Linked DNA regions of Homo sapiens: regions 1, 3 and 4 are each linked to region 2. A link is a loop called in an ENCODE intact Hi-C map of the cell type or tissue named here. Cell type or tissue: endothelial cell of umbilical vein. All regions are shown on one strand. Region 1 overlaps RIPPLY2-CYB5R4 (RIPPLY2-CYB5R4 readthrough). Region 2 holds the start of LOC105377881 (a long non-coding RNA gene). Region 3 has its middle 56 kb from the start of CEP162. Region 4 overlaps LINC01611 (long intergenic non-protein coding RNA 1611).

Evidence for each region. Hi-C counts contacts between places; a loop is a spot of excess contacts. Peaks named below come from ENCODE experiments on the same cell type or tissue, not always from the same donor. Only the 100,000 strongest peaks of a DNase experiment are listed, where the experiment ranks them.
Region 1: a loop joins it to region 2, with 6 times the contacts of the local background. A loop is called at or near these places in 7 of 110 quality-filtered maps.
Region 3: a loop joins it to region 2, with 17 times the contacts of the local background. A loop is called at or near these places in 2 of 110 quality-filtered maps.
Region 4: it touches region 2 in a loop (7-fold over the local background); 15 of 110 quality-filtered maps call a loop at or near these places.

What each region holds. Positions count from the first base shown.
Region 1 is chr6:83,880,605-83,888,604 of GRCh38, reverse strand. The region is part of intron 4 of RIPPLY2-CYB5R4 (RIPPLY2-CYB5R4 readthrough); the gene reads right to left. All of the region lies in intron 2 of CYB5R4 (cytochrome b5 reductase 4), which reads right to left. Among named protein-coding and RNA genes, the nearest start is that of CYB5R4, 25 kb to the right of the region's middle. RefSeq lists a silencer at 3,920-3,989. In endothelial cell of umbilical vein, a CTCF peak has its summit at 3,962 (motif pointing left); DNase peaks (open chromatin) are centred at 3,924 and 5,134.
Region 2 is chr6:84,962,664-84,970,663 of GRCh38, reverse strand. LOC105377881 (a long non-coding RNA gene) reads left to right here and starts at 2,860. Exons shown (of 3, transcript XR_942746.2): 1 at 2,860-2,899; 2 at 5,161-5,365. In endothelial cell of umbilical vein, a CTCF peak has its summit at 3,078 (motif pointing right); a DNase peak (open chromatin) is centred at 3,083.
Region 3 is chr6:84,279,623-84,287,622 of GRCh38, reverse strand. No RefSeq gene overlaps it. Among named protein-coding and RNA genes, the nearest start is that of CEP162, 56 kb to the right of the region's middle. In endothelial cell of umbilical vein, a CTCF peak has its summit at 3,038 (motif pointing left); no DNase peak of the experiment used is centred here; H3K27me3 peaks cover 624 bases.
Region 4 is chr6:84,424,779-84,432,778 of GRCh38, reverse strand. The region is part of intron 4 of LINC01611 (long intergenic non-protein coding RNA 1611); the gene reads left to right. All of the region lies in intron 1 of LOC107986620 (a long non-coding RNA gene), which reads right to left. It also overlaps the pseudogene SMARCE1P2. Among named protein-coding and RNA genes, the nearest start is that of LINC01611, 46 kb to the left of the region's middle. RefSeq lists an enhancer at 7,658-8,000. In endothelial cell of umbilical vein, a CTCF peak has its summit at 4,278 (motif pointing left); a DNase peak (open chromatin) is centred at 4,268.

The DNA of each region.
Region 1 (8,000 bases), 1.1 Mb after region 2:
TCAGGGGAGTAGTGAGAACATATACATTTGTCCATTCAGTTTACCATCTCATATGGGCTCGATTTGTGGCACTCCAAAACTATTACAATAGTAACATCAAGATCACAGATCATCATAAGAGATACAATAATAATGAAAAAGTTTGCAAGAACTATCAAAATGTGACACAGAGACATGAAGTGAGCACATGCTCTTGGGAAAATGGTGCCAAAAAGTTGTTAGACACAGAGTTGCCACGAATCTTCAATTTGTAAAAAATCCATTACCTGCAAGGTACAATAAAGTGAAGCACAATAAAACAAGGTATGCCTGTACTCTATTTGTACTATATATGGCTTCTAGAAATAAAATCTCTCATGTGTAAGGTTCTAGCCTTCTATGAGTTCCACCTGGTTTTTAGAAACTAATTTTGAAACCATCTAAATTTTCCAGTGATGCAATTTTATTAAGTTATTCCCACATCTCTAATTGCTCTGGTCTGGCAGATCTGAGCATCCAATTACTCACTAAATATAAATAAATAATAATTATGGGCCAGCAGATATAATCTCAAATTGATACTAGGCTATTAGTGAGTTCTGCAAAACCTAAATCCTAATAATAATTAACAGCAAAAATGGGCTTAAACAGATTCATGAAACACCAATCCTCCATGGTGTAAAACTGGACTGTAAATAAGGACTCCTGGTCACAATCCAACTGGTATTTTTAGATCATTGACATGGGTGCTCTTCAGTGGCAAAGGGGGGATTTAGGGAGAATATCTATCTATCCATCCATCTACCCATCCATCCATCCATCTATCCATTCACCCACCCACCCATCCCCTCCTTTATGCTGATACTTTATTTTTGTGTGTGTTTTGTTTTTTAAACTCTAACCAGGAACAGACCCAAAAAAGGACTGACTGAGAACTGTTCAGAAGAGCCACTTATTAAAACTAAAATACAACGGTTGTATTAGGAAGGTATACTCCAATGTTTAAATAAATCATTTTTAAATGCCCTAGCAATATTAGGGGTACACTGTATAGCTAATTCATCATAGCAGAGAGGCAGCACAATTTAAAACACATATTCAGAACAATAACTACACTGAGTTTCTCTAGGCAATGTACTGGTAGTACCTGTTCTTAATATCTTTTCATACTAAATTACCTCTTTTGTGTTATATCTGGAATTCTGAGCTCTCAAACAAGTTCTCTGAATAAAAATTACCCATTTTAAAATTACCATTTAGTACTTTGTGTTGTCAGAAATGTAAACTTCAAAATCACAGAATGATAGTCTTAAAGACTAGGAGAACTTTAAGGCAATTTTTAGCCTCATCCAGCACAGGCTTTATCTCTATAATATCTTACAGACAAAGCATCATCCAGCATCTGCTTGAACAGATCCAGTGCCTAGTAGCTCACCACTTTTTTAAAAAGCTCAGTTCAAGGATATCATTTTTTTACCTAAAAACGAATATTGCCTTTTTATACAGAAAGAATTCTTTCTCTCTTGAAAGACACTGCCTATAGTTTTTCATTTGTGCATTTTATATTTATTTGTTTTCAATTTAACCCCAATTGCCTCTGATAAAGACTGTGGGCATCCTACAATAAAATATTTAAATTCAAGTTTGTGAAAGTCTGTGTGTAAAAACTTAAAAACCCACAACAAAATGTGTATTAGAAAAGAAAGTATACCAATTGTCTAACCTCACTAACAGCGTTACTGTGAGCATTTAATATAGTCCTGAACTTCCTAGCAGCCAAAGCCAACAGAGGCACTAGTAACAGTGGTCTCATTATCTAATTTTAAAATTTATTAAAAATAAAACAAAGAAGACTTGCTAGCTCATTAGTTCTTTAAAAGGGAGTAACTCTTGATATTGTGAAGAATTATGAGTCCTCATAAAGGGAACACTAACCACATAACAGATATTACAATTTAACAGTACACAGAAACATCCTTACATGGCATTACTCCCATCCACCCTACCCCTAGGTAACCACTAGTCTACCTTCTGTCTCTATAGATTTGCATATTCTGGACATTTCATACAAATGGGATCATACAATATGTGGTCTTTGTGACTAACTTCTTTCAGGTAGTATAGTGCCTTCAAGATGCATCCATAATGTTGCATGTATCAGTATTTTTTCTTTTTAGGGATGGATAATATTTCTTCTATGGATATACCACATTTTATTTATTTATCAGTGGATGAGCATTTGAGCTGGTTCCACTTTGCTATTGTTTAAATATTTGTCCCCTCTAAAGTTCATGTGGAAATATAATCCCCAATGTGGCAGTACTGAATGGTAGGGCCTTTAAGCGATTGGGTCATCAGGGCAGATTCATGAATTAATGGATTAGTGGGTTCATGGGAGTAGGACTGGTGGCTTTATGAAAAGAGGAAGAGAGAACTGAGCTTGCATGCTCAGCCCCCTTACCATGGGATGCCCTATACTGCATTGGGACTCTTGCAGGGAGTCCCCACTAGCAAGAAGGCTCTCACAAGATGTGGCCTGTTGACCTTGGACTTCTCAGCCTCTATAACTGTAAGAAATAAATTCCTTGTCTTTATGAATTTCCCAGTTTCAGGTATTCCGTTATAAGCAGCAGAAAATGAACTAAGGCACAGTTTTTGGCTATCATGAAGAATGTTGCTATTAACATTCATGTACACGTTTTTGTGTGGACTTATATTTTCGTTTCTCTTGAGTATATACAACTAAAAGTAAATTTGGTGGGTCACAGAGTATTCTATATTTAACCTTTTGAGGCACTGCCAGACTGTTTTCCATTCTTACCAGCAATAGTTAGAGGTTCCAATTTCAGAGAGCTCTTTTTTAGTCACTATTCCAACTCTCCACAGAGAAGAAAAGCCATCTATAAAATCTGAATCACATCACAAATAGCTCAGAAGACCGAATTCAGAACTGGATTACAGCATGCTCCAACTTAATCTCACACCCAGCTCTATATGATAGGGTTTGGTTAAAGGTAGTACAATGCAAGATTAAAGCGACATTTTATACCTACTAATCTATCTTCCAGATGAAGTTCCCACAAATTTTCAGGTTAGGTAACCATACATGTGAACCATAACGGCTCACCAATAAGGAGTGAACTGTATCACCATGGTTCAGGCCACACATCCACTAATTAATAATTTTTCATTTCTTCTTTGTTTACTTCTGAAAGTCAGAGAGTCTCAAAATATGGTCTAGGGACTCCTGAGGGAGCTTAAGACCTTTTTGGTGGCTCAAGGTCAAAAATTCTTCATAGTAATACCAAGATGTTATTTGTCTTTTTCTATTCTCATTCTTTCACAAGTGTAACATTTTCAAGATACTACATGACAAATAAGATAGAATATCGAAGATGCCATGAGAATACAGTCGTCATCTATTAAGCCACACATTAAAGATATTTGCCAAAATGTAAAACAATGCTACTTTTCTATTTTTCATAAACATAGGTACTATTTATAACATATAGTGGGCTCATTATTTGTAAAATTATTTTAAAAATATTCTTTACATTTCTTAATTTTTGAAAGATAAATATCAATAGATATGTCCTAAACAATAGTCCTTGGAGTCTTCAACAATAAAAGAGTAAAGATATTTTAAGACCAAAAAGTTTGAGAACCACTGCTTTAAGTAAAAGCGTTATTTCCGTGATAAGATTAAAAAATAATTTTGGGTTTTGAAATTCAAACAAATATTTAATTCTAAAAGCCCCACATTATATTCATTCAACAAAAATTCATTTAATGCCTATAACGTATATACCAAATATTATGCCAGTATACTGTAGCATTCTTGCAATTATTCACCACTGTTCATTTCCTGTCTATAAAATAAACGAGGAGAAAAGATGTGTTCACACGATAAAATTATGGCATATTTCACTGTATTGAAATGCACAGGTCGATTGTTACAATTACTGTGACTACTTTGCCATCTTGTGTTCAGTAATGAAATTGCACATTATTGTAATTACTTCCTGTCAACTGCTGAGGAAAGGTGTTAAAATATGCAACTGTAGTTAAGGATTTTAATTCTACCCCTCAATTCCATCAATGTTAGCTTCATGCCTTTTGAATCTTTTCTATCACAGGCATAAACAGTTTTCCTAATGAAATGACCCTTTTTATCATTATAAAATGTCTATACCTCTGGTAAGATTCTTTGCCTCATAATCCTTTTTATCAGATACTAATATAGTCCAACCAATAATAAAATTTACTAGCTGGATAGCATACTTTTTCCCAAACATTTACGTTTAGCCTATTTGTGTTTTTAAAGTATACCTCTTATAGACATCATGTAGTCAGGTCTTGATAATACATACATCTACACATGGGTGCACACAAAGAGATAATCTCTATATTATCTATAATTAAGATAATTATCAATAGATAATTATAATTACATGATAGATAATTATTATAAACTATCATTTATAATAGTTTTAATTAGAGTGCTCGATTCATTTACACTTAATTATTAATATGGGAGATTTTACTAATCTCCCTCCCAGCCCCAAGTTTTCTGTTATATGTCTCTGTTTCTCTTTCCCTGCCTTCTTTTGGGTTAACCAAACTTTTTTTAGAATTTCATTTAATCGATTGGCTTTTTGGCCTTCCTCTTTAAATTATTTTTTAAGTGATTGTTCTAGGAACTGTAGTATATATCCTCAACTTTTACCTGCTTACTTAAGAGTTAATATTGTATGCCTTCCCACGTAATATAAGAACCATTTACTGCTCTCTAACTCCTATCCTTTAACTCCACAATACAATGTTATAACTTTTAAAGTCATGTATTTTTTATATGTATTTTTATAAAATGAAGAGGACAAAAAGTAGTATTTTCTCTTACATATTTACCACCTCCTAAATATCTGAACTTCTATCTGGTATCACTAACTTTCAACCTGATGAATGCCTTTTAGCATCTATCTTATATTGCAGATCTACAGGTAATAAATTTCCAGTTTTGGTTTATCTGAAAAAGTCTTTATTTCATCTTTATCCTTCAAGAATTCTGTCTCCCTACGGGTATAGAATTCAGGGTTGATGGTGTTACTTTTCCTTCAGCAGTCGTTTTTATTATTTCCTAGTGTGTTTTCTCTGGCAGCTTTCCAGATTTTCTCCTTGTTAGCTTTTAGCAGTTTAGGATGTGCCTAGATGTTATTTTCTTTGTATTAATTATGTTTAGATTTGCTAAGCCTCTGAATTTACAATTTATGTCTCTCACTAAATTTGTAAAATATATGGCCACTATTTCTTCAAATATTTTTCTGCCCCATTCTTTCATTCCTTTCCTTCTAGAATTCCAATGACACATTTATTAAACATTTTTATTTTGTCTGACAGGCCCCTGAGTCCCTGTTCATTTTATTTCTGATAATTTTCCTCTCTGTTCTTCAGATTTGACATTTATATTCATCTATCTGCAAGTTCATTAAGTCTTGTCTATGTTGCCACCAATCTGCTATTAAGCTCATTCAACAAATTTGTTATTTCATGTATTTTTCAATTCTAAATTTCTATTTTTTAGTTTCTATTCTTCTGAGAGTTTCTATTTTTTATTCATTATATCCATACTTTCCTTTGTTTGTTTGCTTTTTTGAGATGGAGTCTCACTCTGTCACCCAGGCTGGAGTGTAGTGGTGCAATCTCGGCTCACTGCAACCTCTGCTTCCAGGGCTCAGGTGATTCTCCTACCTCAGCCTCCCGAGTAGCTCAGACTATAGGCATGGTCTAATTTTTTGTATTTTTAGTAGAGACAGGGTTTCACCATGTTAGCCAGGATGGTCTTGATCTCCTGATCTCGTGATCCACCCACCTCGGGCTCCCATACTGCTGGGATTATAGGCGTGAGCCACCACGCCGGGCCTGTATCATATATTCTTTTACTTACTTACTTAGCACAGTTATAAATAGTGCTTTAAAATACTTGTGAACTAAGTTCAACATCTGGATCATCTCAGAGTCAGACTCCAATAACTGCCTTTTCTCTTGAGTATATCTAGTAACTTTGGATTATATTCTGACCTTATAAATATGTTGTAGAAACTTTGGATTCTGTAATATTCCTGCAAAGATTATTGACTGTTTTAGTAGGCAATTAACTCGACTGGACACAACTCCAAACTGGTTCCCCTTTGCTGGGGTGAAAAATGAAGCCTCTGTTCAACGTTTTCAGCCTTCAGGTAGCATAGAGTCTGTCCCGTATACAAGATTTAGACAGTTTATACCCTTCTCTGAATCTTTTTCTGGATCTTCTCCCCTTCCAGTTACCGCAGATGCCCCAACTTCTGACATCTAGTTATTCAAGCCAGTAAGACTTTGAGTCTCCACCTGAGTTTTCACCTTCACAGCACGAACACACACACATAACCTCAAGTTCAATGCCATAAGAAATGGGAAACTCACACAGTGACATCCCTTCTTCTACATATAGATGACTGTTCACCAGTCATCTTCACCAGTTTTGATTGTTCACCAGTATCTTTAGATAGTATTTTAAAATATGTGGTCTGAGTTTATAGTTGGCATTTGTTGGAGTCTTGATCTAACAGGAGATAATCAGCTATAATCACTGAAACTCTGCATATTATTTTAGAGCACTCGGCAATAAAACTTTCCAACTTCAATGAAGACAAATGGAAAATAAATTAATGAAAGACAAATTGATTTTATAATAATTTAAAGTAAATGTGGTATCGGTATATTCAAGAATGTTAACTAAAAAGGCTTAAAAGCTGCTAGGACAACAGAGAACTTAGGACTTCCGAATTAAAAGCATTCATTTGTCTCCCACATGCTGAAAACTTTCTAAAATGGCTGTAAAGGATAAATAAGACATAAAATCACAGAGCTACAGAAATCAGAAGAGATGACAGCAACTAAGTTCTGGAAGCCTGAAAACCAAACAGATGAGTAATAACATACTTAGAAGAATGAAGAAAGGTGAAACTAAAGCTTATGTATAAGGTGGAGAGGAACTTCCATAAAAAACAATTTGTTCAACAGAACCCCCAAAAGGTACAGGAATTAGATTCCAGGCAGCTCCGAAAGTCATAGTGTAAGAAGTTATCGAATTCAATACAAGAAGCAGTATGAGGCTGGGTGTTGTGGCTCATGCCTGGTAATCCCAGCACTCTGGGAGACCAAGGAGTGGTGGGCTGCTTGGGGACAAAAGTTTGAGACCAGCCTGGGCAACAAAGCAAGACGCTATCTCTATAAAAAATTTAAAAATTAGCCAGGTATGGTAACATGCACCTGTAGTCCCAGCTACTCAGGAGGCTGAGGCAGGAAGATCACTTGAGCTCAGGAGTCTGAGGCTGCAGTGAGCTGGTACTGCACCACTGCACTCCAGCCTGGGTAACAGAGCAAGACCCTGTCTCTAAAGAAAAAAAAAAGAAAGAAAAAGAAAAAAAGGCAGTATAATCCCCAAATCCTCTGTGGCATATCTCACATAACCAAGGAACAACCCTCTTACCCAACCCTATGAGAAGTGTAGGTGTGCTCTCTGGAGAAGATAAACCAGAGAGACATTACACTCAGGGAAACAGACATACTTGAAGTGAGGAAATAGAATGAACTAAAAACAAGAAGCAAAGAGACTGCATGTCAAAACATTATGATCTACCTCCTACCACCACCACCCATTCCTAAACAGCTCCCAGGACACTTATTTGCAGATGACTGTAGGATTCTTCTTAGTGAGAGTAGACCGGCCCAATATTGATGCCAATGCAGGAGGAGAAATATTTTTAAATACTACCTCCTTAATAAACAGAATGTGATAAAGGTCTCTAAGCACTTCAGAAGATTAACTAGGCATAATTATCAAAGATCATCTTATGTGACGTTATTACTACTTGGAAAAACAGCCCTGACATTTAACTAAATGGAAATTGACCAGTAAAAGCATAAAAAATTAATCAGTAATCTAAGCAATCAGTTACATACTAAATGTTTTGAAAAAAAAA
Region 2 (8,000 bases):
AGAAATAGAGTTCTGTTTTAGCCATATTAGGGGTGTATGGCAGGTTGTATATTCCAAAGTGGCCAGAATGCTCCTCTGCAATGTGACCTTGCTGTTCACCCATCAAGAGGTGTAGTCGCATCCCTTTCCTATAAATCTGCATTGGCCTTAGAGACTTGCTTATATCCAGTAGAAGGCTGTGGCAGTGATGCTGCCTAACTTTCAAGGATAGGTCAGAGGAAGCTTTGCAGAGAAACACTTGCTCTCAGGATGGTCCCTCTTGGGCCTCTCTTAGAGCCCAGTTGCCACAAAAAGAAGCCCAAGCCGCATGAAGAAGCCCCATATAGGTGGTCTGGTTGACAGTTTTAGCTGAGCCCAGCTTTTTAGACATCCCAGCCCAGACGCCAAACATGAGAGTGAAACCTCCAGATAAGTCTAGTCCCCAGCCATTCAAGTCACCCTGGCTGTTTGAGTTTTTCCAGCCGAGGCCCCAGACATCACAGAACAGAAATAAACAAATCTTGCTCTGACCTGTCCAAATTTCTTACCCACTGAATCCTTGGACATAATGAAATCGTTATGGTTTTACACCACTAAGTTTTGAGTGTTTCATTACTCAGAGACACATAGAGCTGTGTAAGATGATTTCACTAGATATCTAAGCAGAGATATAAGTAGGTTGTAGGGTATTTAAGTCTTAATTTTTAGGGAGTAGAGATACAGATTTGAGAGTTTCAGTATCAGTCAAAGTGAGAGCAACCAGGGAGAAGTCAAGGGGTCCCAGTACCCAGCAGAGCACTCCAATATTTAGAGTTCAAGCAGAGTGGATAGAGTTGGCAAAGTGACTTGCAAGTATGGAAACCACACATCCCAGCTTGCCCAGGACAGCTCCTGTTACATCTATTGATCTATTGGTTTAGCATTACCTCTGTTGGGAACTTTTTTTTTTTTTTTTGAGACAGAGTCTCACACTGTCGCCTGGGCTGGAGTGCAGTGGCATCATCTTGGCTCACTGCAACCTCTGCCTCCCAGGTTCAAGCAATTCTCCCACCTCAGCCTCCCAAGTAACTGGGATTACAGGCATGCGCCACAATACCTGGCTAATTATTTGTACTTTTAGTAGAGATGGGGTTTCACTATGTTGGCCAGGCTGGTCTCAAACTCCTGACCTCATGATCTACCCACCTGGGCCTCCCAAAGTGCTGGGATTACAGGCGTGAGCCACCATGCCAGGCCAGTAACTTTTTAAACAATGTACTATCATCATTCATAGTTGCATGAAAATGAGCAGGAATAGGAAGACCCCCCATTTTGTACTTCTATCTTCTGTTGTGACATCTGTAGTGCATAAATATAGGTGTAAGTTCACACATAAACGGGTAGTTACATCTGAAAGTTGAGCAGTAATAGATAACCCAATCCTCCTTTCCCAGCTGATTCTAGAATATATGTAATATTCCCTTTCTAGACAGCATGGAGTGGGCTTCTAATAAACTGTGTAAAGACACAAGTGACCAGGACCAGCTAACTGGCTTCAGTGGTAGTGAGACATATTCGTTGCTGTTGCTCCTGTCAGTCACTTGTTCATGTCCTGTGAAATAGCCAAGGGCTTGAGGCTACCACCTGATAAGGTCAAAAAGAAACATGTGAGATAGGAAACAGAGGCCAAGCAGTCCTGCCTATAGAGATAGTCAGAGGGCTCTTATTATAGTGGATGACTGTTTTACAGTAGGAGCTATAGCTATTTACTTTTCTAATGTTAGGTTATACTTTTAAAATTTTACAATAAACCCTATAGCAGCAATGAGCTCAAAAGGTGAAAGTGCACGTTTACTTAAAAAGTAAGACTTGAACTTATGTTGAAAAAGTAAAGTGGTAAGAGTGTAACTTGCAAAATATATATTTTTTGCCAATATATACCATCCGTGATGGGGCCATAGTAATATTCATGACCCCATGAAAGGTAGATGACAAAATCTGCTGAGAAAGCACAAGTGTCTACTTCCAAAGCGAGTAGTTATTCTAAGAGGGCATATCTGCTAAAAACTACATAACGCATGAAGCTGCTGAAGATGGGTTTACATATGTAAGACACAGTGAATTTCTCTGAGTTTCTCTTCAGGGATTTAGCCTGCTAACTTCCTTGTCTTTTGTTCTCAAACTCAACTTTCCTGTTCCTCCTTGCCCCTAGTTACTGTCAAACAGCCTACCCCTTTCCTGTCAGCTCTAATCAATAACTCACATCTGTTCCCTTGGTTACCTGTAGTCATTGTTCCCCTGAAACTGCACATCTCACACGGTCCACCTCTGTACCTCACATCCCCGTCCCCTTCTATATTTAGAAAAATATGTACAAGTTGCCAATCGGGTCAGCTCAGATTGTGTGGTCCGACCCAGCTGATGGGGGAGTGACACAGAGGTAGGGACTATGTTAAGAATAAAAAAAGCCCCTGGTCGTCTTTGTTCAGTGTGCTCGTGAGATCTTGATTGATGCAGGTAGCACCCTTCTGCAGAAGTAAATTGCCTTGCTGAGTGCTGGTTTCACTTCACGGCATCAAGCATTTATTCCTAAAGCATTTTATATCCAACAATTCTGGGGGCTCGTCCGAGATCCCCATTCTCTTTCTGAAAGGGGTCTTCCATCACCCTACCCAGAGGAGATGGCGTCCCACTGCCCCGTTGCAGTGGCCTCAGGTACAAGAGATTGAGACCCCCCCGTTGAGACAAATGAACCCGGACTCTCAGCGATGCGGGGAGGAGAGGGTTGCAATACCACAGCAACCAGGTAAACTCTGTGCTCAGACAGAATGTAGGAAACGTCACAGGGGCAACAAAGCACTTCCTTGGTGGTTAGGGGTGGGGGTTGGGGCATTCCGGAGGCTGAGTGCATGAATGATAACAAGCACTACTGCTGTACGGAGTGAGTGAGTCTAATCTGCGGTTCCGAGGTCACTTCATAAGGCTTAGGGTGGCCCTTCAGGGGGTCCCTTCAGGGGTTTATTCTGACCTGCCATCAATGCTAAGAGGGACCTGCAATATTCCCGCGAGGAAAGCAGTCAGAGCAGACAAAGCAAAAGAAGGATGCAAGAAGACTCCAGCAGGTGGAGCTAAAGGATAGACGAATTGAGCCTTAGCAAAGCTTCCAGTGGAGGATAGGCAAGAGACCACCAAATATGAAGGGTTAAGCAACAAGGAACCCCCCAAATAGGCCAGAGATCCCTAACATGAGGGGTTGAGCCACAGCAAGCTCCCACTAGGCAAGAGATTCCTAATACGAGGAACTGAGCCTAGGCAGGGCCCTGGATGGGAAATATTACAAGCAAAAAAGATAAAGTTAGCAACAAAGATACCTCCTGATAGTCCCCTAGGTCTCGTGTTAAAACATTAGAAAGATAATTAAAATATTAAACATAAGAAGAGCAACAAATGATAAAATACTGCTGTTCCAATTGGACTCAAGGATCAATCCTTGAACCCTTAGTTTTCTGGCCAGAATTTGGGTTGAATGAGGAATGGATTTGTGAACTTCTAATAGAAAATGTTGCTAGTAGAAGACCTGCCTCCCAAGAGGAAATAGATTATGCCCTATGTTGGTGGCAAGGCCTTGTCCTTTCCCCTCCTCCAAGGATTGAAAGGAGCAAGTCAAAAACTAATCTTTGGAGGAAAATTAGTTGTACATGCGCCCCATTAAGGACAGAATCATCTTGAATGAAAAAGACAGTGAAGGAAGGGTCTTAGGGGATCCTAGCAAAAAGAACAGCACACAGGATCCCCTAGACCATCCCCCACCTAATACACCCCCCCCTTCCCCTCAGGTATCACTCCATAAGTCTGTTCTTCCCCAGCCTAAGTCCCCCTCCTCAAAAGGACTCCAAGCTCCTAAGTTGCCAGGTGGCTTTTGTCATCAAGGATCCGCCGCAACATGTTGTCAGAGTTGTACGGCCCATAGTGCACCTCCACGGCAGCCAAAGTCCATGCTCCTGCCCCACCAGCTGGTCCAGGGTCCCAGCACCATATTGACGGTGGCTCTACAGGACACACAGCCTGGGCCACAGCCTGTGCCCCGAGCAGACTACATTATAGGTCATCTGCCTTACTTTTGCCAGCGCCAAGTAATACGGGGCTTCAGCTGAGGCTCCAAGCAGCTAGGCATCTCTGCAGCTAAGTTTCCTGAGCAAGAAGTAGAACTATCTTTCAGCTGGTATATCTACTAGCATTTATTGTGGTCAGTCCAGTGTTAAAGGTGGAAGTATCCACCAGAAAAGAACTTTGATTCTTTAAAGTCACTTATATTAAAATGTGCCACCAGAAAAAAATTACAAATGTATAAGTATGAAGCTATTCTGTTAAAAAGGATGGTTTAACATTAACTACTAAGAACTTAACCTATCACATTTCTTAACAAGAGATCCAAATCTAAAAAGAAAGCACACATGTTTAGATTTAAGTGAGTACCATACAAACATCTGGCCAAACTTAAGAAAAACCCCCTTCAAAAGTGATTAAGGGAAAAAGAACACAATAAGTGTTCAGTAATTAATAAAAAAAAGTTCCTAGAGAAATAAAATCAAAGTGTTTAATAATTAGTCTATTCAAATTTATAAGCTGTCTGCACTTAGTCAAACTTTAAAGTACCTGCAGGACCCAGAAAGAACCATCTATACTAATTCTAAATACGCCTCTGTGGTAATTCATATATTTAGAAAATTTCAGACTGAATTAATAGTAAAAGTCAAAGCCTTGTTTATGAGGAGTTAATCACGTAAGTCTTAAATAACCTTCAGTTACCAGAAAAGAAAATAGCTATTGTCTGTGTCTCCAGGTACCAAAAAGCCTGTCTTTCAAGAGTCAAGAAAATAACCTAGCAAATCAGAAAAGCCGGACTGGCTGCCATTTCTCCTGTAGGCGCTAAAGAGAACTCAGAGAAATGTTATTCAAACCTCTTATGAAGGAAGTCCTATCCCACCTACATTAGAGGACCCATTAAAGACCCCAAGCCATGTATAGCACACTCAAAGTTTATGAGTGTATAGGAATTTATACCCTCAGCCAAATAAGTCTAGAGACTTGGTTGCCAGAGATCAAATGTCTTCTATCTTCCTATTCCAAACTACCTCTCAAAACAATCCACTGCCAACATTCCTACATACTTGGTTTATCTTCCACTTTCTCTTCCCTCAGAACTCAAAATTTTCCAGTACAGGCGCTGCCCCTAGAGTTCCCAGTACATCAACACCAGCCTGAGGAGCCGGCCTAGTACTTCCCACCACTGAAACCGCAGTCCAGGCAGCAAGAAAAGATGGAGCCATCACACCCGAGTCAAGAAAGCAACACCATTCCTCAAGTTGTGGACCATTATCCAAGGGAAAATCCCCCTCAAACTAAGGTTAAGAAAAGTCTAACCTCTTTTATCTATTCTATTACCCTTTCTTCTTTCCTCATTCTATTGCTGACCTTGTTATCAATGTAACTAATTTAGACTCACCCCAAATCATTAACTTTGATGCTTGCCTTGTTATACCTTGTGAGAAGGATGAATACTGGCAAAGGTATGTCACTACCTTAGAAAAATACCTCTGCCCCTTCAGAGAAGCTGCTGACCCCACACCTTGCTCATGGTGGGGGTACCAGGGCACCCCAAGTTGAGAGATATGTTCTCAATGGGCAGATGTCATCCTAACTACCAGAGAACACGTTGGGACCTCCCCAGAAGGCTGTACTGACCTAAAATCTTACCTCTGCCTCACCAAAAGAACCAACTCCTCTAATTGTCAACTTGACTATTGTAACCCGGTAACTATCTCTATTAACACCCTTAACCTCCACCAACCCTGCACCCCCTTTAGAATGCTTTTACGGCTCAGGAGCAGAGGCCAATGGATATGACCCTACAGTCTTCTTTAAAATACGCTTTATTGATCCCCCTTCTCCTTCTCCATCAGAACCTTCTACCCTACCTAACAACAATGCCAACATAAATATTGTAGAAGTAAAAGATTGAAGACAAACCCTAGCAATTGAAACAGGATATCAAGATGTTAATGCCCGGTTGGAATGGATTCAATATTCAGTCCGCACGTTAAACAAAAGAAATTGTTATGCTTGTGCACATGGCAGACCAGAGGCCCAGATTGTCCCCTTTCCACTAGGATGGTCCTTCAATAAACAGGCATGGGCTGTATGGTAGCTCTTTTCCAGGATTCCACAGCCTGAGGCAACAAATCATGCCAAGCTGTCTCTCTGCTGTATCCCAAAGTCCAACACCCTGCGGGTCAGCCTCTGAGCACCACTCAGCTTCTATCTCCCAACGTCAATTTCACCTCATGTCTCTCAGGACAGGGGGAGAATTTGGTGTTCCTTGGAAGCTTAACGGGATGCAGTGAGCTTAAGCCCTTCCAAGAGCTTACCCATCAGTCTGCCCTTAGTCATCCTCGAACGGATGGATGGAGGTATTACAGTGGACCCTTATTAGACACTCTGCCAAGTAACCGGAGTGGCACTTGTGCTCTTGTCCAGTTGGCTGTCCCTTTCACCCTGGCAGTTCATCAACCAGAAAAAGAAAAACCACAACACTGAAAAATAAGAGAAGCCCTTTATGGGTCTTTTGACTCTCAAATGTACATAGATGCCATTGGAGTCTCACAAGGAGTGCCTGACATGTTCAAAGCCCGTGACCAAATAGCTGCAGGATTTGAATCCGTATTTCCATGGGTAACTATTACTAAAAATGTAGCTTGGATAAATTACATCTATTATAATCAGCAGTGGTTTATTAATTATGCTAGGGATGCTATCAAAGTAGTAGCTGACCAATTAGGGCCTCCTAGCCAAATGGCTTGGGAAAACAGAATAGTTCTGGACATGTCGTTAGCCGAAAAAGGTGGAGTTTGTGTGGTGATTAAAACCCAATGTTGTACCTTCATCCCAAACAACACTGTGTGCGAAGGGAGCATAACAAAGGCTTTACAAGGACTTATCGCTTTATCCAATTAATTAGCTAAAAATTCTGGAATCAATGACCCTATTCCAGGATGGCTAGGAAAGTGGTTTGGTAAATGAAAAGGAATCATAGCCTCAATTCTTATTTCTCTTGCAATCGTAATAGGTGTACTCATTCTTGTTAGGTGTTGTGTCATACCATGCATCCGTGTGCTAATACAAAGGATTGTACAAACAGCACTTACTAGAGCCTCCCTTAGTTCTGCTACACCTTATTCAAGTAAGCATTTCTTTTGAGAAGATCAAATCGAACAGCAAAGCCAAGACATGTTAAAAAAAAGTTTGAAGAGAAAGAATCATAAGAAAATTTAAAAGGGAGGAATTGTAAGATACAATGAATTTCTCTGAGTTTTTCTTCAAAGATTTAGCCTGCTAACTTCCTTGTCTTTTGTTCTCAAACTCAGCTTTCCTGTTCCTTCCTGCCCCTAGTTACTAAAAAACAGCCTACCCCTTTCCCTTCAGCACTAATCAATAACTCACATCTGTTCCCTTGGTTACCTGTACCCATTGTTCCCCTGAAACTGCACATCTCACACGCTCCACCTTTGTACTTCACGTCCCCCTCCCCTTCTATATTTAGAAAAATATGTATAAGTAGCCAATCGTGTCAGCTCAGATTGTTCAGTCTGACCCCAGCCCATGGGGGAGTGGCACAGAAGTAGGGACTGCGTTAAGGATAAAAACCCCCTGGTCTTCTTTGTTTGGTGTGCTCTTGCAATCTTGATTGACACAGGTAGCACCCTTCTGCAGAAGTAAGTTGCCTTGCTGAAAGAATTAATCTTTTGCCTGAGTGCTGGTTTCACTTCATGGCACCGAGCATTTATTCCTAAAGCATTTTATATCCAGCACATACCACTCGGTGAAGTATGACTTTCCTTGTAGATTAAATGGCTACTATTCTAATTAACTTCACTCATTCTTTAAACAGCTTTATTGAGGTAAAATTGGCACACAGTAAGCTAAATGGATTTATAGTGCACAATTCAATAAGTTTTGATATACATATATATCCCTAAAACCAT
Region 3 (8,000 bases), 680 kb after region 2:
ATATTTTGTAGGTAGAAATATTTTTTAAATGAATCAACCTGCTGCACAGAGTCCAAGGGTCTTAATACAACAGATAAAATATTATTAATATCGGAAAACATAGATAGTATATTAACATTTTTCGTTATCCCATTTGCCTAACATAATGGTAAGAATATAATAATTACCATTTATCGAAAGTTCATCATATGGTGAACACTGTGCCAATTGCTTTACATGAATTATCTGATTTAATCCTCCCAACAACGTTCCAAATACTGACTGTAATTATCTTAACGGAATATTTGACATAAGGAGACTGAAGCTTAGAAAGAGTAAGTCTCATGCCTGACGTCCCCCAACTCCAAGGGACACAGCTGGAATTTGAATCCTGGCAGTCTAACTCCAGAGAAAGTTCGACCTCCAAAGCAGATGTTCAACAACTGCTATCTAATAGAGATTTTAAAAGAGGAATACAGGCCGGGCACGAAGGCTCACACCTGTAATCCCAGCACTTTGGGAGGCTGAGGTGGGCAGATCACTCAAGGTCAGGAGTTTGAGACCAGCCTGTCCAGCATGGTGAAACCTCGTCTCTACTAAAAATACAAACATCAGTTGGGCATGGTGGCACGTGCCTGTATTCCCAGCTACTCGAGAGGCTGAGACAGGAGAATCACTTGAACCCAGGAAACAGAGGTTGCAGTGAGCCAAGTTCATGCCACTGCACTATAGCCTGGATGACAGAGCAAGACTCTGTCTCAAAACAATAAAAAATAAATAAATAAATAAACAATACATTTTGCCTTCCTATTTTCTCTTCATTGCGTTATTCTAGGCATACAATATCAAATAATTATATTTGTGTTTGAGTTGAATACATTATATCAAAATAATATAAATAATACATATCACATTAGTCAAACACAATATATCAAACCAATATTTGGTAATTTTTTTTTCTTTTGAGATGGAATTTTGCTCTTCTTGCCCAGGCTGGAGTGCAATGGAGCAATCTCGGCTCACTGCAACCTCTGCCTCCTAGGTTCAAGCGATTCTCTTGCCTCAGCCTCCCGTGTAGCTGGGATTACAGGTACCCTCCACCACACCTAGCTAAGTTTTTGCATTTTTAGTAGAGATGGGGTTTCACTGTGTTGGCCAGGCTGGTCTCAATCTCCTGACCTCAGGCGATCCACCTGCCTCAGCCTCCCAAAGTGCTGGGATTACAGGCATAAGCCATCACTCCCGGCCTTGGTAATTTTTAAGTCATCATAATCCCATGTTCAGTGAGTGTTTAAGAGAAAAGGAGAAAGAAAGAGAGAGGGAGAGAGAGAAAGAGGAAGGATGGAAGGAAGGGAGGAAGGAAGGAAGGAAGGAAAGAAGGAAGGGAGAAAGGAGGGAGGGAGGGAGAGGAGGGGAAGGGAGGGGAGGGGAGGGGAGGAAAGATAAGCCCATCCCCAGATTTACAAACCTTAGGGAAGTCACTTACTCTCCCAAAGCCTGTTTCCTCTTCAGCTTCCTTCAGTTGCCCAGTGATTCTTTTAATTAGTACTAAATCAACAAAATGAAATTAACTCAAAGGGCACGTGGACGAATCAATGGTCAAGCTGATTATTTTTAAATTTTCTAAACTGCTTAAAACATTAAAAATACAATATTGTTCTCTTTTGGCCATATTGTATACACTGTTTTAATGTCAATATGAATCTTCAACAGGCAATTTTCATAGTTCTAACTGACTATTGAGGTATATACAGAAAGTCAATATTACAAAGAAAAATAATGTAACTATTTTTATCCAATTAATAAACATGAAACTTTTGAATGGGAGCATCTTAAAAAGTTGTTCTATTCAAATAGCATTTATTTTATCCAATTTAACCTTAGGTGTTAGGTTTACATTGGAATTATGAGTTCACCTTATAATATCTGAATTTCAGTATAATATATGATTTTAATAAAATTGTGCATGGAACACTATATTCCAAAACCTCAATACTTTTAAGGACACAGTTGCATTATGCAATTAAACTTTAGAATTCACATAAATATCAAATAGTCTTTACTTCACAATGAAGTGGTTATGGTTACATTATATATTTGCTATTACAATTACTACTAACTTCATTAGAAACAAATCAGTTTTTGTTGTTATTTTTTGTACTGGGTTATGCCCAGTAATGTTCTGTGTGAATTATGCTACAGACATTTCCAGAATTCTGGATAAGTTTAAAAATTAAGTTGCCCAGTTATATCAATGCACCACTCTGTGACACCTTCTTCTTTGTTCCTCCTTTCTTTTTTCCTCCCTTGGTTTTCCTTCTTTCATCCACTGAACAAATAATTATCGGCTGCCTACAACATACCAAAGCCTATGTTAAACAAACACAACACCATCCTGTTCTCATGTTGCTTAACCTAGAGGCATATATAAACAGATACACAGGAGAATATTATAAAATGTAATCTTTGCAAAATAGAAATAAGCCCTGTATGGTTTGGGATCATAAGGAAGAAGCCCTGAGCTCAGACTGGTAGGAGAGGTGCAGAATGACACTTTTTTGAACATCAGCACCATCAACAATAAGGGAAATTGTTCCAAAGCTAGTAGATAGAACAAAATCCTTTCCCATAGGATTGTCTGCAACCAGACCCCTCTCCTTCCACAGTCTCTCCTATTTAAAGCACCACTTTTAAAATGTTGCCCTTAAAAGACAAAGATCAGGAAACTGACAGCTTGCAAAGCAGTCTGCTGGCACCAGCGCTCAAAGGAACAGGCCCTAAAATGCAGAGGCTCTACTCGTTAGCCCAAACACAACTTGTTATAATCCCTTCTGCCTTCTGTGCTTATATAATACAGACCTTCTTCGATTACAAGACACTTTGAAGATCTCACCTTCTCCCATTACTTGTCTTCTACATAAAATGCCCACAGATGTGAGACTGTTAGAATGTGGGAGAACTGCACTTGATAATTTATAAACCAATACTTCCTATGGTTTGAAATTTGTTAGGATTCAGTGGCGTTGAAAGAGGGCATGTCGCTCCAGGAGCACCCCCTACTGACCACAAGGAGAGGTGTTGTAACACTAGGGGTGAAGCTGACAGGCCTGGAAATAATGATCAACACTTACTATCAAATACCAGTATATATTGAGTGATATTCTGTGGTACAAGAGGACTAACATTATACGTTCAAGTGGCCAAAGCAATTATCTTATATTTTTAAATTTTTAAAACCAATATATTTAATAATTTGACACCTTCTAGAATAACATCACAAAAGGCACTTGTGGTTTGGCTTCATTTGAGCATCTTGGAGATGTTTTGATTTTGCTTCTGTTTGTTGTTGTTGTTGTTGTTTCTTCCTAAATTGTATTCAAATCCTATTATGTACCAACTAAGCAAGAAGGGAATGATGCAAAGGAAGACCTAAAGATACCATGCTCTTGCATGGAGGGATTCAATTGATGAAATTTCCAGTTGTCCTAGATACCTCCTAAATTCGGTATAATCTTAATCAGAACATAAATGGGATGCCTTAATAAATGTAACATATTGATTCTAAAGCTCATCTCTAAAAGAATAGGCAAAATATTTTTGATTTGCTTTTCCAAATATCAGAACACAATACAAAACTGCAGTAATGAAAACATTGTGGTACTGGCAAAGTCAATGCACCAGAAACAGATTCAGGTGTTTATGGTAATCTCAAACTTGATAAAGGTACCTACTAAATTAATTAGAAGAGGATTACATGTAAAATATTGAGATGGTTAAACATAATGCCTATTTTAAGACATATACAAAAATAAATTATAGCTGATCAACAATCTAAACAAAAGAAATCATAAAAGCAATACAAGAATAAGTAGGATGACATTTTTATCATACTAGAAGGTAGGCTTTCCCAAAACAGACATAAAGTGAGTGATAGTTTTAAGCTCCATAAAATATATATTATCTTACAATTTTATTTAACATATGCATAGTTTACATTTCTTCCTATCCAGTTCTGATCTCTTTATACTTACTCTTTTTGCTTAGTTTTATTTATTTTAGGGAAAGAGTCTCACTATGTTGACCAGCCTGGCCTTGAACTCCTGGGCTCAAACGACCCTTCTGCCTTGGCCTCCCAAGTAGCTGGAACTACATAAGCATGCCACCACAACTTGCTTCTAAACTTACTCTTCACACATGTTTTGCTATTGTTATTTATTTAACACCTTTTTCTCTGTCTTCCTTCCTTCCTTTCTTTCTTTCCTTCTTTCTTTCTCTTTTTCTATTTCTTTCTTTCAGAGAGAAATGAGCCATAAGGAAATGAAGTTGCTTGGCTAACAAGTTTGGAACCATGAACATTATTTCAGGAGTTCAGAGTCGTTAACTCCTTTCAAATAATTAGACTTCCTCAAACTAATTCAAAACTCACAGATACTAGCTGGAGCATCTAGGTGTCTGGGGCTTGGTTTAAATACTCCTATTTTTCCCCCAAAATGAATGCCCCAGTACAGAAAACTAACAAAGACAACAACAAATTACGAGAAGGAATGGGGACTAAATCCTTTTCAATTCTAGAGAGAGAACAGGTGAGAGGTAAAGAGCTTCAGCTGCAAGAAAGCTCACTTTAAAGCTAATGTGAATAGGCACATTAATGACCATACTAATCTGTGGAAGAAGACCACTTAAAACACCCCTGTCGGAACCGGGTAAGGAATCTGTTGAAGAAGCCACTACTCGCAATTTAATGTTCCAGTAATCGCTCCATAAAAGGACCCTTGAGCCGCTGTGTGAAGGAAATGGTCTAGACAGCCATGCTCCAAGAATGTGCCATTGTGTGTGTGTAGCAGATTGAGTTTACCCTCTGCTCCTGATTCACAAAGAGGAGCGAGTGTGCCAGTGGGCCACCAGCCAGGATGTGGGTGGTTAAATAAGTGCTCTTGGAGGGGAGTGGTGTTCTTCTGGCAACTGCATCAGCACGCCAGCTGATCAACAAATGCAGAAGTTTTGAATGAAGTTAGACAGAAGATAAATTGGACATGCGTTTTCCACTATGTGAAGGTGGGGCATCCACCAAATTTCAAACTATTCCCGGACCGTCAAATTTCCAGGCAATTCTAAGTAACTATCAATGTTTTTCTGCAAGATTCATATGAGGAAGACTTGTCTATACCAATTATATATAGGAATTTTGTGACTACACACACACTACTATATTTTCATAACTACCTACATGATTTGATTGCCCTTGCATAACTGTCACTGCATTCCACTTAGACAGAAGAAGGGAAGAAAATGAGGAACAGAAAAAAGAATCTAGATTTTTCTAGTAGATTTGCAATGCATTAGAGAAAAAGAGGCTCTTGCCAAAACATTTCTTTCTTAATTCATTACAAAAGTACCTTAAATCCCACCTCTTTCATGAGGAATTTTATTGCTTCATGAAAGAATTGGTAATTTCTCCCACACCCCAAGTTGTTCAGATTTATTTCCCATGATTATCTGTTGACTTAAAGGAATGTATTATTTGCCTTGAGTAATATAAATGCTTTCTGTTTAAAGTGTTTAAATCTCATAATATCCCTGATATTTTTCATATTGCAACCATATTGCAATTTCATATTGTATATCTAAATTGCATATTTCTTTATTTTCTTTAAAGAAGAAAATGGTTAAAATGTTTATATGAAAATTTCCCTACAACTGACCTTTTTCCGCCTTTGACAGCAATAATTCTGCCATCACAGGCTTTACTAATGCAAAGTTATTTTCCCCATCAGGACAAACAAAGGATTAAATGAAAGATGGTGACTTTGCAGCTTGCCTGTTGCTGGGACTAAAAGAGGAGAGAACAAAGCAGACCTCATCTTTTTTGACTATCCTTTTGTCTTCTAGCCATTGCCCCTCATTTTCTTCTTTTTTACATATTTCTCTCTTACCTTTCTTGTGGTAGACATTACTACAATTCATCACTATTGGATGCTCCTTTATATCCACCAACACAAAGGATAATACTTCTCACACTTCCTGCCTTCTCAAAATTAGGCACAACCATGTGACTAGTTTCAGCCGATGCTATAAGAACCGAAGTAACAAGAGAGGAAAAGGGAGAGATAGTCACTGCAGCTAAAATGATTCCAAACACAGACCTTGTACGACGCTAGCTCTAACCCCATGATGACATTGGTGTATTTTCCTTACACCTACAGCTACCTAAGGTTGAATTGTATACTGTATAAGTCAGGGTTCAACCAGAAAGGTAAAACATCTAGGGATCGATAGGTAGATTATAGATAGATGATAGATAGATAGATAGATGATAGATAGATAGTGACAGATAGATGCATAGGTAGATGGACATAGAGAGGGAATCAGACTTAAGCAACTCTGGGAGCCAACTAAGCAGTCTTTGAAAAGCTGTTGTCTCTGCATCTGATGCTGGATCTTGAGGTCCACAGGATAGGTAGTCAGGAAGGGGAGATGGATATAAAGTGAAAAAGAACGGGAACAAACTGGAGCCCACAAACACTAGCTAGAACTCCACAAAGATGACTGAAACCCATGTCAGTTCTTGTTGCCTCTGACCTTGATAATAAGGATATTGTGGTAGGCAGAATAAGGGCCCCCTAAAGGTATTCACATCCTAATCCCTAGAACCAGTGAATATATTCTTTATGTAGCAGAGGGGAGTTAGGCTTTCAGATGAAATTGAGGTTGCTCATCAGCTGACTTAAGATAAGGAGCTTATCCTGGGTTATCTGGGTAGCCCCAATGTAATGACAAGGCTCCTTAAAAGAGGAAGAGGGAGGAAAAAAAAGAGTCAGTGTCAGAGCAATGAAATGCGAGAAAGACTTGACCAGCTGTTGCAGGTTTTGAAGATAGAGGAAGAGAACAATGAGCCAAATAATGTGGGCAGCTTCTACAAGCTGGAAAAGGCAAAGAAATGGATTCATTTCTAGAAAGCCTCTAAAACTGAATGTAGTCCTGCAGACATCTTGATTTTTTCCCAGTGAGGTGTCCGTCAAACATCTAACCTGCAGGACTGTGAGATAATAAGTAGTTTTAAGCCACCATGTTTGTGGTAATTTGTTACATCAGCAATAGAAAACTAATACAAGTTTCCTACAGAAACCAGAGCCCTTCATCACAAAGCTAAACATACACATCAGACCAATGAGTTGGAGAAGGGTGGCTCACTCCTGAAATCCCAGCACTTTGGGAGGCCAAGACAGGAAGATTCCTTGAGACAGAGTTTGAGACTGCAGTGATCTATGATTGCACCACTGCACTCCAAACTGGGTGACAGAGCAAGACACTGACTCACAAAAAAACAGAGACAGAGAAAAAGGAGTCTGAAAGGCCAAAGGAGGATCAAGGAGAAGACAAAGTCCTTGCAGGCCCAACTGCTGCTTCATGCCAAGAAGATGGGATGGCAGATGAGCAATCCTACATGTGAGTCACTAAGCAGCTGCTGCTTCCATTCCACCTTCCCAAGAATCTGCCCTATGGCCCACACCATAGAAGAAAGGGGATTCTGGGAAATTTAGCTCAGCCTAGCCAAATTGATATATTACAAAGCCATTATATAGGTTTCCATGCCATCAACTTCACCTTTGATTGATTTTCTTCCCTTTCTTCTTGAGGAAATTAATATCAAATTGATTGACTTTGAAATTTAATTTAATATTAAAATGTTCACATATATTCAGGGTATTGTCTTTAGAACATATGTACAAAGTAAGCAAAAAATGTTTCTCATGACTCTAAAGCACCATGCATAAGTATTAATATATGTTAATATTTATGCATAGTACTTTGCAAATTTACTTGTTCAATTACTTAGAAAGGTAAGCTATGCCTAAACAAACAACAGGCTCCTAATTGGGATTCATGCAGTTTCATAATGAACATTTTATGAAAATACGTGGTTTTCTACAAATTATCACTATCATTAAACAAAACTTACCCAAAGGTGCAATACACCTGTATTATAACATGGAAAAATGAATAAAGTTCTAACAGGCAGA
Region 4 (8,000 bases), 540 kb after region 2:
CCAGCAGTCCTGCTTGTGAATTCTTGGTCTTAAACACTAAGCAGCACTGTCTCTCTGAGGATAAAGAGAAGATAAACAAGTAGAAATATCAGATGTGATGAAAATACTGCAAGTTATGAGATTACAGTACACTTACTTCCTTGCATTGTATGGCAGAGAAAAGTCATTCTCCAGGCAAAGGTTTTTTCAAGACTATCCATTATTTTTTGTAAGGCTTAGTCCAATTTCTTTCAAGGATTAATCCTTTCAAATCAGCAGTGCTTGGAGAAGCCTCCTCACTAACAAAAGCATTGACAAGTCTCAACTGAATCATACTGTCTGAACCAATAATGCAGGGATATAATATCTCAGGTGGGACGGACATAATGGATTTCCCTGTCAATAGGTCAGTGAAAAGAGGCGCGGCTGGCTAGGTTATTAAGTGCACTAATTTATTTTAGCACATTCTTTATTCTTTGATGTGATGTAATAAATAAACATATAGAATTCAATCATAGCTTTTCCATTTCAATATCATGAAAGTTGGTTTCATGGGGTGGTTAGGGAAGATAGTGGATATTAATCTATCCATCCATCCACCATTCACTCAGGAAAAACATTTGTTGTATTGTAGTTCTAGGGTTCAAAGATGATTGAGAAATGTTCCTGCCCTCAGATAGCTGGGAGGATGGAGAGAGACAAATCAAAAGATAATTAACACTTTGTCGCAAGAACCAAAATAAAAGAAGAAATTATGGGAGATAAGCCTGCAGAAGAAGAAGAGACTGGGAGGGAGGGAGGGAGGGAGGGAGGGAGGGAAGGAAGAAAGGAAGGAAGGATGGAAGGAAGGAAGGAAGGAAGGAGGGAAGGAAGGAAGGGAGGGAGGGACGGAGGGAGGGAGGGAAGGAAAGGCAGGCAGGCCATGGTCTACACTTGCTGATGTTCTTATTGTTGTTCAAAGGAGGTTCCCTGGGTGGGGCCTGAGAGGAAAAACAGGAAACAGAAAGGTAAATCATCCTTCGTTTGGAAAGTCCTTCCTGGAGATTTGTAAGATCAGAGGTCCTGGAAATGTGGCAGATGACTGACTCAGGAGAGAGAATGGTCCGAGTGAAGGGAGGATTGTGTAGGTAGTGGTGTGGAAGGACAGGGCAGGTTAAGAAAATAGTTAGTCATTTTGTGTTCATCTTTAAGTTGTTCCCTGTGGGGTACTCTCTGTTGTGTTTGCTTGTGGTGCTTCGGAGGAATGGAGAAAGAGAATGATATCTTGTGTGAGCGAAAGCTGTGGCCCCTCAAGAGCAGGACCCACATCTGCTTTGACCACCTTCACATCCCAGTGCTGAGAACAACGCTGGGCACATGCTGGGGCTTCAATATGGAAGAAAGAGCAAAAAGAGGGTTTGTGAGAACATTTCATATGTGGGAGTATTCATTAGTGTATCCATTGTGAAAACTAATCTGGTCATGTCTATTAAATAAAATCATGTGCCCTAAGATCCAGCAATATCATTTCTGAGAAACTATAGGCCAGAAATAAAATTACCGGTATGAAAGAATTTGTATACAGAAATGCTAATAGCAGCATTGTTGGAGGGTGGTCAAGAAATAAGGACAGTCTAAATGTCTATCAAAGACATTTGATAGATAAGCAGACAGGTTCTAAAGCTCAGGCTCTGGAACCTGTCTGCTTGGATTTAATCTGGGTCCCACCACTTACTAACTACAGTATGTGACGTGGGTAGGTTATTTAGACTACCAGCGATTCAGTTTGCTCATCTGCGTATTGATGATGACAATAATATCTACTTCATATGTTTATGATAAAAAGTAAAGGAAATCATTCAGGTAGGGTGCTTAGAACAATGTCTTGCTCTCGATAAATATTCTCATTAGTGGGGGCGTGCATGGGACAAAGAAAAGCGAAGCCGGAGCTGCCAGCGCTTTGTCTACCTGCGGTGTCTCAGATTCATTCTTAAGGAACTGAGAATTTAATCTTCCAAAATGCCAAAAAGACCATCTTATGCCCCATCTCCCACCCCAGCTTCTGCAACACAGATGCCCAGCACACCAGCGTTTGCAGGATACAATCCATACTGTCATCTTGCCTACAGCAACTACAGGCTGGGAGGGAACCCAGCCACCAACAGCCGGGTCAGGGGGTCCTCCAGTATTACGATTCCAAAACCCCCAAAGCCACCAGATAAGCCGCTGATGCCCTACATGAGGTACAGCAGAAAGGTCTGGGACCAAGTAAAGGCTTCCAACCCTGACGTAAAGTTGTGGGAAATTGGCAAGATTATTGCTGGCATGTGGCAAGATCTTGCTGATGAAGAGAAACAATATTTAAACGAATATGAAGTAGAAAAGATAGAGTACAATGAATCTATGAACGCCCATCATAATTCCCCCGTGTACCTCGCTTACATAAATGCAAAAAGTCTTGCAGAAGCTGCTTTAGAGGAAGACAGTCAACCCAAACAGTCTCACATGGAGAAAGGAGAACCTTACACGAGCCTTCTCTGCTGAAGATCAGTTGATTATGATGATGGCTTTTCAATGAAGATACAGCCACCGTCCGTTTCCAGAGAAACCGCCGCCTCATCAGTGAAATCCTTAGTGAGAGTGTGGTACCAGAGGTTCAGTCAGTTGTCACAACAACTAGAATGCAGGTCCCCAAACAACAGGTCCAGTCCTTAATGGTTCATCAGCGAAAACTAGAAGCTGAACTTCTTCCAAAAGAGGATCGACACCAGGAGAAGGCGAAATTCCTGGAAAGCACAGATTCATTTAACAATGAACTTAAAAGGTTGTGTGGTCTGAAGATAGAAATGGATCTGGAGAAAATTGTAGCTGAGATGGCACAGGCAGAGGAACAGACCCACAAAAGGCAGGAGGAAAGGGAGAAGGAGGCAGCAGAGCAAGTTTAGTGCAGTGAGAGCAGCATCATTCCTGAGGAAGAGCCAGTGGCCAACAAAGGCGAGGAAAAAAAAGACAATGAGAACATTCCAATAGAGACAGAGGAGACACGCCTTGAAGAAACAACAGAGCCAACAGAACGGTGAAGAAGGCAAATCTACTGAGGACAAGGAGAGTGGGCAGGAGAGGGTCGACAGTATGGCAGAGGAAGGAACCAGTGACAGTAACATTGGCTCAGAGAGAAATGGTGCAACAGTGGAGGGGCCACCAAGAGATCCCATACTAGAAGATGAGAAAAAAGAGTAAATGCTGCCTTGTTTTATGTGTTCTAAATACTTTTTTAAGTGAAAAAATGGTTTTTAGTTTCAATGGTAAAAGAAATTCTCCTTACTATCATGTATTATTATTATTTGCTCATAAGAAAGAACACAGAGAAAAGTGTAAAAATGTATTCACCACACTATAAGCCTTGGTGATGGGACTAGAGAGAGAGAAGTTATTAACTTTATATATACACCATGCTCTACTGTTTAATTTATTCTAAGACACATGTGTTAACATAGTAATTTGAAAATCAAATCCAATACAATATTTTAAAAGAGTAAAAACAAAATAGAAAAAATGATGAGGTAGACCAGCCCTACAATATCTTAAGGTGTTTTGAAGAAACAGGTGGCTCTAGTAGTTAAATAAATTCCAGTGGGATAGAATGGAAAGGTCTGAAATAGGCTCCAGTGGATATAAGGCTTTATTATAGGCTAAGGTAATATCTCTAATCTTTACAGAAAGGTGGGATTATTAAAAATGGTACAGAAACAGTTAGCTCTTTGGAAAAAAAAATGTCGATTTTCTCCCCAGTACCTTAAACTGAAATAAAAAACAGATGCATCAAAAAGTTAAGTACTTAAAAAACAAAGGAAAGGCAGAAGAATATTTTTCTGATTTTGAGGTAAAGAGAGCCCTTTTAAGAATGCAAAGAAACAAATCTTAAGGAATAAAATAGAAATGGCTATATAAACATTTAAAACTTCTGTATAACTTCCTTATCCAAGTTTTAAAAAACTATGAATTAAAAGACAAATGTAAACCTGAAATAATACTCATAATGTACTGACCATAAAGATAATTTATAAATAATATGACAATGATGAACACCCCAGTATAAAGAGAATGGGCAAAAGAAGTGAGAAGACAATTTGCAAAAGCAGTACAGATGAACATGCAAAAAACCATTCAGTGTTTTTTAATAACCAAACCGAAATTCAAACAAGAAATACCATTTTTACTTATAAAATTTATCCCTTTTAAAGGTTAACGTCTAGAAGACTGCTTTAATTCGTAAAGTGTCAAATGCCTCCATCCTGGTAGCAGCCATCGCCACCTGTTGGTGGCACTCAGAGGTGACTCGGGTTTGCTCTGAGTTACAGCTTTGCCTTTCGGAGAAAGCTTCTAAATCAAAAGTTAGAAACTTCTGTATCTCTATGGTGTGGTATGTGGGGAAATGGCTTTTTCAGTCTATGCTGCCACAGGGATAAAACAGTACATCTACAGAGAGCATTTAGCAATATAAAAATCATTTTATCTGTTAATAAATTATGATTTAATGAGTTTGCATGAAACTATAAGAAAATAATCTCACACAAGAGAAAGAAACCATCTACTATCAACAGCAGATCTGTTAAATAAATTAATTTAATTTAATGAATTTAATAAAACTGATATATAAAAACATGAAAAATATTTACTACATCAAGCTAAGCTGTGGGGAGGGGAAGGAAATGGCAAAGTTCTATGTAGATTTAAGTCAATTTTCTTATTTTATGTCTGAAATTATACATGGAAAATGCTGAAAGTGATTATCTCTGGGATGTAGAATTAGAAATGTTTTAATTTTCTCTTTTCCTCTGGGCATGTGTGTGTTTTATTTTTTATATTTTCTACAATAAATACAGACTACTTTTGCAACTAGAAAAGAAAATTCTGTAGAAAATGATGGCAGTCAGGGGCAGGGAAGAAAAGCAGTCTATAGATTTCCTAAGTTCTTTTAGTCGCTGTAATAGGTGAAAGTGACAAAATGAAATTTCTGAGTGTCAGAAGCTGGACCATAGCCGATCATCACTTACTGTAGCTGCCCTGGTGTCCCTGTCAGCCCTATGGCTGTCATTTCTCTTCTGCCCCAGACGGGGCCCATTTTCTTTCCAATCCAATTTTACGGAAACCTCCAGCATCTAAAGTCTGTGTTCCTTGTCTATCTGCCTCTGTGGGACAACAAACCCCCATTCCTGCCAGCCTTTAATTCCCATTTCAGAACCTGATTCCTCTAAAAGGTTTTCCCAAGTTTGACTGCTATTCTCTGCTATCTCACCAGCACAATCTGTGATCTTGTGTAAATTAACCTCTCTGTGAATCAATTTCCCCACAAAGTGGGAATAATAAAAGTACCTACATCATAGGGTTGTTGTGATAATTAAATGAATTACTATTTGTAAAATGCTTACAATAATGCCTGCTAAATAGGTAAACCACAATAAATGCTGGCTACAATTTAGCAATTGTTCTTTTATTATTTTTCCAGATTCCATTTCATAGCACTGTACTTCTATAAAATATTAATAGGTATACTATTACATTAAAAGAAAAACTAAAGAAAGTGAGAGAAAGGCCATCCTAAACAAAATTAGTAGGGTTCTTTACTGCAAAATTAATAGGATTTATACTAAATCTGAATGAGTGAGATAACTGTGGAGGGTTTTCCAAAGTTCTGTTTTTTAGAAGTCCCTAGACCCCTTTTCTTAAATTATCTTAATGAATGGTTGAATTTCACTCTTGGGAAGGCTGTATTTGTTTGTTTGTTTATCATTTATCAAACATTTGTCTTTCTACTCCTCTTCACTTCTGCTCAGTTCAAGGCCTGCTTGCTTTTACTTTTTTTTTTTTTTTTTACTTTTAAATCGATTCGTTAGTTATTTTGAAAGCACTCTGAGATAAGAACTATATGAATGTAAGGGGATGGCTTGTTTCTAAACGAATTGCATTCCTGAGGCACAAAAACCTTCTTGCCAAGCTCATGAGAGTTTGAAATAAATTTTTATTGAAGGAAGAATGAGCAGATGAATGCAAGAAAAACTACCTCACAGTCTAAAATAACGAATTCACCAATTGTTTTAGAAAGCTTATTAAAGCAGAGGTTCTTAGAAGGGAGACTTCATTCTAACATGAAATGTGTGTGTTGCATATATAATTTATACTATGTCGCTGTTGTTGATGTGTTTTTAGAAGTATAACTCAAGAAAGCCTTGCAAATAGCTCAAAAATACCCAGCACATTTGTGTCATAACGAGTACCTCAAAGCCCATATGAGTGCAAACACAAGGGCTGACTCAGGCAGTGATCTTGGCTGTCTGCTCTGTTTGGGCTCTTGGCATATTGCGATCAATGACATGGAATCTTCTACTGATTCACAGTTGTTTGAGTGGGACACATGCAGGTGGTCTGGGCTTGTAAGCTTGGAGGCTCACCGGGTCCTCAGTATACAATCTCCACTCTTGTTCCACCCCTAGGTAGGCTTTTTGGTACCTGACCCTTGGTCACCCAAACAATGTGTTTAGACCCAGAAAAGGAGTTTTATCTAAATTACAGGATGCCTGGGGCTGCCTGCCCTTTGCAGATGATGGATGTAGATTAGCTGATCTAAACAATTAGTTAAGGAACAATCTGATCCCTAGTGACAATTAGGATGTTTAAGGCATCCTGCTGACAGCTGTGGTGACAGCGGACAGTAAAACTACCCTTCACTGAAATCAAGAAACTGGGTCCTTATGATTTACAGGCAGTCCCCTCCCCCTCTTCCCCATATGGGCTTTTAAAGGACTTAAAAATGACTGAAAGGAGCTGCTGCTATGTAGTGGAAAATGAAGAAATGGCAACCTATAATTCTAGCTGAATCATTTCTCAGATCTAGCTCTTCAGAGGACTAAATGGGGAAAACAAAGAAAACTGATAGGGTCCACTTCCCCTGAAATAAGTTGATTTTAAAATGTAAGTCAAGATATTTTCAGAGACAGCACATATGGGGATCCCCTTGCCTTTTAGTTTTCCCATGCATGAAAGCGTTCTGCAGTTTAAAGAGCGATACGTTCTTACCCTTTACTAAATAAGTTTAGGATAACAGAGTTTAGAGCAAATACTTTATTCAGGGAATCTCGAAATCCTAAAATGCCAACAGAGTACTATTGTTTTGCTACCACTCAAAAAGGAAACATTTTAAACATAAATGCTCTGAAGAAAGAATTAATTTTTTGAATTTAAAATATTTTGTATATTTACATAGGATCGGTTCCCAATTCCTCTATCAATTGAATAAGCCTGTGAATGTGCTCCAAGCTGGCTCCTTCCCTAAAGAAAAGAACACATTTCTCCAGAGAGGATTTTGAGGAATGTGTCCAAATCCTAAATCCCTTCTTCCCCAAGAGAAAAAAAAAAATGGGAGAGAATCAGGACATGGATTTCTATTTCAACTCTTCTTTCTTAGATCTTTGAATTATGGGATATTAAAAATAAACCTAGAGGATATTGCAATGAATTTTTGGAGCAGCTGGAAAAGAAACCATAAAACGAGTGATTACAATCAGCAAAGTGTGATAACAGCTGAACGCATTAGACCCATCCTTAAAAAGCCAGACCCCACCCCCTCCCCTCTTGAGCCTGTTCGATAGAGAAGGGGATGTCACACAATACAATCCAAACACATACTCTGTCCATATTGGGTTAAGAAAATATAGTGCTGGTCATTGTCCCCAAATGACAGACATCCACAGATGGAAAGCAGGAGAATCTGACTTCCACGGTGCTTCTCATTCCACCAGACAGATTCTGTTTGGAAAACACCCACCTGCACTAGGATCTGGCCTGAGTACTATTAAAAAAAAAAAAAAAAAAATTCTTCATCATGGTCACTGCCTTGTAGAAGGAAGCTTAACTTCTCTTTGTACGTCTTCCTTTGGTAAAGATAGTGAAAGGAAAGCCCTAAAGGCATGTAACCTTTTCTTGCCTTCATTGTTTAAGTAGGGAGGGTTCCCCCTTAAAGGAGTCTTGTTCTTTCTAATGCA